Regions from separate parts of the Homo sapiens genome. Here region 1 is linked to region 2. A link is a contact called in ENCODE Hi-C or POLR2A ChIA-PET data. All regions are on one chromosome and are shown on one strand. Each heading gives the region's core, a stretch centred on a gene start or an enhancer-like site at or near the end of the contact. The rest is flanking DNA. Distances are from core to core; before and after follow the strand shown. Region 1 overlaps MLH1 (mutL homolog 1). Region 2 overlaps LRRFIP2 (LRR binding FLII interacting protein 2).

Region 1 (2,793 bases), core at 158-2,657, 39 kb before region 2:
AAATCCTCTATAGCAGCATTTCCCAAAGCAGGCTTCCAGAACACTAGCCTCATGAGGCATTTTGGGAAAAAAGAGTTTGCTGGTTCAGTGTGTATGGGCAGTGCCACAAGCCGTACCCTCCGTTGAAGACACTCATTCCACACATTACTGCATAAAAAGCTTCCACCAGCCATTCGGCAAACTTATTGAGTGTCTGCTATTTCCTGGGTATTGTGCTATATGGTAGGGTTATAGTAGTGAACAAAGAAGAAATGATGCCTGCTCTCAGCTGACTTTGCAGTTGGAAAGACACATGAAATAATTACGCCATTCATTAGCAGATTGTGCTAGATGCCTCACTGGAAAAATAAAGGACATGATGGAAAACTCTGTAGGGTCAGAGAAAGGGATCATTAGAGAAGGTTCTTTGAAGAAATATTTTTTGAAATATGAAGGATAAATAGGAATTAACTAGGTACCAATAGGTTAGGAGTAGAGCTTTCCAGACAGAGGGACTAGTTCTTGGGAAGGTCTCCAGACAGAAATAAGTGTGGCTTGTCTGAGGACCTCTTATTCGCCTATTAACCTTCCCTCCCCAGTAAACACTCCTGGGAACAACACACATTGTAGAACCACGTTGTGGTGCTGTTCAGTATAGCAAGTAATTCAGCAGAGATAAGTTCTTGGAATCTCATCTTTGGGATTTAGTTACTAAGATACATTCAAGTTTGAGCAAAATAAGGTCTCAGAGCTTGGATTCATTGTTCTGTTCCAGCAATTAGAGCAGTACCTGGCACATAGCACAAGTGCTTGAAAACACTGACTGAGTAGGGTAGGTGGGTGAGTGGGTGGGTGGGTGGGTGGGTGGATGGATGGATGGGAGGATGGGTGGGTGAATGGGTGAACAGACAAATGGATGGATGAATGGACAGGCACAGGAGGACCTCAAATGGACCAAGTCTTCGGGGCCCTCATTTCACAAAGTTAGTTTATGGGAAGGAACCTTGTGTTTTTAAATTCTGATTCTTTTGTAATGTTTGAGTTTTGAGTATTTTCAAAAGCTTCAGAATCTCTTTTCTAATAGAGAACTGATAGAAATTGGATGTGAGGATAAAACCCTAGCCTTCAAAATGAATGGTTACATATCCAATGCAAACTACTCAGTGAAGAAGTGCATCTTCTTACTCTTCATCAACCGTAAGTTAAAAAGAACCACATGGGAAATCCACTCACAGGAAACACCCACAGGGAATTTTATGGGACCATGGAAAAATTTCTGATCCATAGGTTTGATTAAACATGGAGAAACCTCATGGCAAAGTTTGGTTTTATTGGGAAGCATGTATAATTTTTGTCCTAAGTCTGTGCTCAGCCCTCCCACATGTGCTCATTGCTGGTTGACTGTTGGAGTCTGGTTCTTACCTCTAAGAGGAAGCCCAGGAGAGGGCATAAAGCCAGCACACTGTCCTCACCTGATGGTGTCAGAGTCCTTACGAGTAAGCCCTAGCCAGAACATTGCTGGAAGAGATCAAGGGCCACTGTTTGAAATTGCACAGCAGGATACGGAAAAGGGGTACCTTAGGTATAGGCATTGTCATTAAAGAAATTGCTAAGATACTTGAGATTTTCCTGTTTAAGGAATGAGCTTTATGATACAAAGAGCAGTTCTAAAAATTAGGGAGGGAATTAACTAAATTAATTAGGATATTTCTCAAATTCCTTTACAGTTTTTGTCTCTCTGCTGATATAGTGTTTACATGATTGTTATTTACTAAACAAATGCTATTTTGTATTGTGCTCCTTATAACTTAATTGTTTATTACAAGGTTTTGATGGTGACCTACCAACAACAAGTAATCCCAAACACAGTCTGAATTTTTTGTTTTCCATCCAGAAATAAGATGAATCTTTCCATTTCCGTGTTTTCAGTTTTCATCATTTTTATCCTATAGGTTACTTATCTTTATTTTAAAGCATTTCATAATAATTTTATAGTTTTTGTTTTGTTTGCTTGTTTGCTGTTGGAAATGGAATATTCCCTCCTTCCATTTAGACTGCTAACCAGCTGTAAATGTTTCAAAATATGCATGTTTTACAGCAGTTGTTCAAAGCAATACAGGAACAGTAAGGACAGAGCCAGTCATTTTACAACCACATTCTGTTAAACTGATGTCTATTAGCAGGGTTTTTCCTATTTTATTAGGAAGGACTTACACCTGATATATAACAAAGCTTGTTTTAATCAAGGCTCAGAAAATGTTTTTCATTAGTTTTTTTCCTAACCATGAAGAATAACTGCTTTGTAACACACATGCTGGCTATAAAGCAGACAAAAAATTCACTGTAGGTGCTGCCTGACTGGCCTCTGTCCGTGTTTCTGTTGGGGCTGCTTACCACAGCCTCTGCATTATCATTAGCTAGTGTGTTCACAATACCAAGTTCCCAGTAGCAAAGAAAGGTCAAGCTCTTACGCATGCCATTCATTTATCTACACTGTGCAGGCGCACTCAGGTGGCAGGGACAAAGACCACTCCTTTGGCGCATCTCAAGTTCAGAATTCTCAGTAGAGGGGCTCCAGCTGTCCTTTTGTCAGGTGCCCATGCCTGCTCCAGGCCTGTGTGGTCAGGACACGTGTTACAGAGTACAGTGACATTAATGATGGGGCCATGGATATGGTCAGCACTCAGAGGATGTTAGTCTCTTCATTGATAAAGTCACAACCACTTTTCCTGTTGGAAATAAAAAGATTTGACGTATCCTTGTCTACAGCAACACAGGACAACAGATAATCAGCAGGTCATCTAAATCTGTTCA
Region 2 (2,780 bases), core at 281-2,780:
ACACTTTGGGAGGCTGAGGCAGGCAGATCACTTGTGGTCAGTAGTTCAAGACCAGCCTGGGCAACATGGTGAAACCCTAACTCTACTAAAAATACAAAAATTAGCAGGGTGTGGTGGCAGACACCTGTAATCCCACCTACTTGGGGGGCTGAGGCAGGAGAATCAAGCTTGAACCCGGAAGGCAGAGGTTGCAGTGAGCCAAGATCATACCACTGCACCCCAGCATGGGTGACAGCACGAGACTGTCTCTCAAAAAAAAAAAAGAGGCCAGGCACAGTGGCCCACACCTCTAATCCCAGCACTTTGGGAGGTTGAGGTGGGCAGATCACTTGAAGTCAGGAGTTCAAGACCAGCCTGGCCAACATGGTGAAACCCCATCTCTACTAAAAATACAAAAATCAGTCGGGTGTGGTGGTGCACACCTGTAGTCCCAGCTCCTCGGGAGGCTGAGGCAGAAGAATCACCTGAACCTGGGAGGCAGAGGTTGCAGTGAGCCGAGATCGTGCCACTGCACTCCAGCCTGGGTGACTGAGCGAAACTCTGTCTCAAAAAAAAAAGAAAGAAAATGTATAGAAAATCATCTCAATTCAGAAGATTGGTATCCATATTTTTTAAATGAAGGGCTAATTAAAAAAGGAACAAATATTAGAGATTTTATTCACTTTTGAGTTACCTTTTTAAAGTCTAGTTTTATTATCTTATGTGCCTTTAGTCACTAGATTTTCCCCCAATATATTTTCTGTGTAAGCACTTTAAAGATACAATAATCATTTCTATAAAACCACCTGGGTACTAAGAGCAAAAGAGAATCATAAATTCTGCAAAGTAGTTGCACTCCATGATTTTAAAAAAACCTCTTGGACAGGGTACCTCTAAAGGTGAAACTCAAGTCTTTAAAAGTTCTACATTCCAGATTGTTTTTCCTTGAGAAGGAGACAAAAGAAGAGGGATGTGGTTGCCATGATTTGTTTTAAAGTCTCCTATAACAAAATGAACATGTCAGTAGCCAATTGTGGTTGGCAAAAGGGTGTATTTAATAGAATCTGCAGGCAGATTTCCAATCTGCCTGCCCTGCCCTACCCTCCCCCTTTGGGTTTGTTTGAGGTTTCATTCCACAAATAAGCAGCAGATAAAATACTTTACAAGGTACAGCACAGTTGTATTGAAGAAAAAAAGGACCCAACTCTTACTTTAGGAGTATTAGGCCTGGACTTCCCCTGCCCCATGCAATAAAGCAAGTTTTATATACACTCCCCATATTTTTTTCTAACATTTTCTTATATAAATTTAAATATTTTACAAAAAAAGGCTTTTTTCCTCCAAACATATAAATCTGAGTGAAACATAGATTCCCCACCCGAGAACTTGTTTCTTCACTAAAATATAAATGTTGTCTGATATTAAGGGTAAATGTCTTTTGACCACTGGAGATCACTGAAGTCTGAATTGCACCGTGGAGAAGGCACTTGTGTTTTCTGAGGTCTCCAGCAAGTATCTCAGTGAGCACTCATAGAATTGCTGTCTGTCCTCCAGAACCCGTGCCAAGGCCTCCGAGTGCCCAGTTACTGAGGCAGCTGGGGAAAAACGTTGAGTAAACATGATTCTACAATTACGGAGATAAAAAATAAAAACAGCATGGACTGGTTCTACCCTAGAATCAAACTACAACAAAATCCAAAGTGTTCATTCATGTAGATTCAAAATGACTTCATTCTGTCATAAATTATAAAATACAAAGGTGGCTGTTTTAATGACAAAACTCAAAACAGTACTAAAAGGGGTTTGTGTCAATGGACAAAAGTCAGTCCCTCTAGGTAGGGCCCCAAGGAGCATCACCCAGGTTGAAGGGTGGTTTTCCTACTGCTGGGCCAGAAGTGCTGTCCTATTGGCCTTCATCTTCTCCAGCCGCTTGGCCAGGTGGCTGTTGGTCATCTCCATCTCCTCAATCTTGTCCAGTGCTGTTCGTAACTGGAGACAGGGAGAATGCAGTCACTACATGTGGTCAGAAACAACATCCAGTGCTACTCTATTTTCAACTTCCTGGGAAATGAAAGCACTGCTAACTGTGATGGCCTTGCACAGGACCCACAACCTCATTTTTTCTATCAGTTAGAGGTGTTAAATGATGATACTGAGGATTGTTTATTTGTTTTAATCACAGAAAGGATATATAGAAGTTGGAGAAATAGACCTGATCTGAAGCAAAAATACAAACTATCTTTTTACTTAGTATCTAATTGACCAAAACATAAAAGTAAATGGCAGTCACTATGCAGGTCAAAAACCAACACAAATTAGTTAAGTGACTCCACTGCTGTTTCCTTAAGTATCAAATTTCTTACACAGCTAAGAATTATTTCCAGAAGATTTTTTCTTTTTAGGAATGTATTCTCCAAGAAACATATTAAAAGAAGTACCTCTCGTTGTAGCTTCCGTTTTTCTGCTTTCAATTCATCTTCAACTTTCTCAGCATTCTCAGCAGCAGTTTTATATCTCAGAACCTGTCCCTCAAGCCGGCTAATCTGTAAGTATGAGAACATAGGCCTCTAGTACTGGGCACTAGAAGTCACCACTTTTTGGTAGCCAGGATGGAAATACAATGTCATTATAAATGCCAAGTAATCTACTAACAAGTCCCCTAAGGGTGACTCATAAGTCCTCTCAGAACTCAGTTGCTATTTATAAATCAAGTAATGTCCCCAGAGAGGATTACAGCTGTAGAGTCATTTTAGGGCCAATTTCCCATGCTAAGTTTTATTATGACCATATTGTTTAAGTGC

What was found. A loop is a pair of places that touch in the nucleus more often than their neighbours do. ChIA-PET counts read pairs that join two places held with the same protein, here RNA polymerase II (POLR2A). Pooled maps may share reads with other maps.
Region 1: a map of cardiac septum shows a loop between it and region 2 (2.7-fold over the local background). The contact joins two enhancer-like sites. A Hi-C loop is called at or near these places in 6 of 168 maps with a recorded cell type or tissue (Right ventricle myocardium inferior, cardiac septum, heart left ventricle and 1 more) and 7 of 50 pooled maps. POLR2A ChIA-PET finds 5 or more read pairs at or near these places in 6 of 52 experiments (GM10248, H1, MCF 10A and 3 more).

The regions. Positions count from the first base shown.
Region 1 is chr3:37,013,369-37,016,161 of GRCh38, forward strand. It overlaps MLH1 (mutL homolog 1), which reads left to right. Exons shown (of 19, transcript NM_000249.4): 9 at 1,064-1,176. Among named protein-coding and RNA genes, the nearest start is that of MLH1, 21 kb to the left of the region's middle. Within about 2 kb of position 1,408, at least 3 of the 41 ENCODE cell types and tissues checked have a DNase peak (open chromatin) inside an H3K27ac peak, as active enhancers do.
Region 2 is chr3:37,051,994-37,054,773 of GRCh38, forward strand. LRRFIP2 (LRR binding FLII interacting protein 2) reads right to left here. Exons shown (of 28, transcript NM_006309.4): 27 at 2,418-2,522; 28 at 633-1,968. The coding sequence ends at 1,858. Among named protein-coding and RNA genes, the nearest start is that of MLH1, 60 kb to the left of the region's middle. Within about 2 kb of position 1,531, at least 8 of the 41 ENCODE cell types and tissues checked have a DNase peak (open chromatin) inside an H3K27ac peak, as active enhancers do.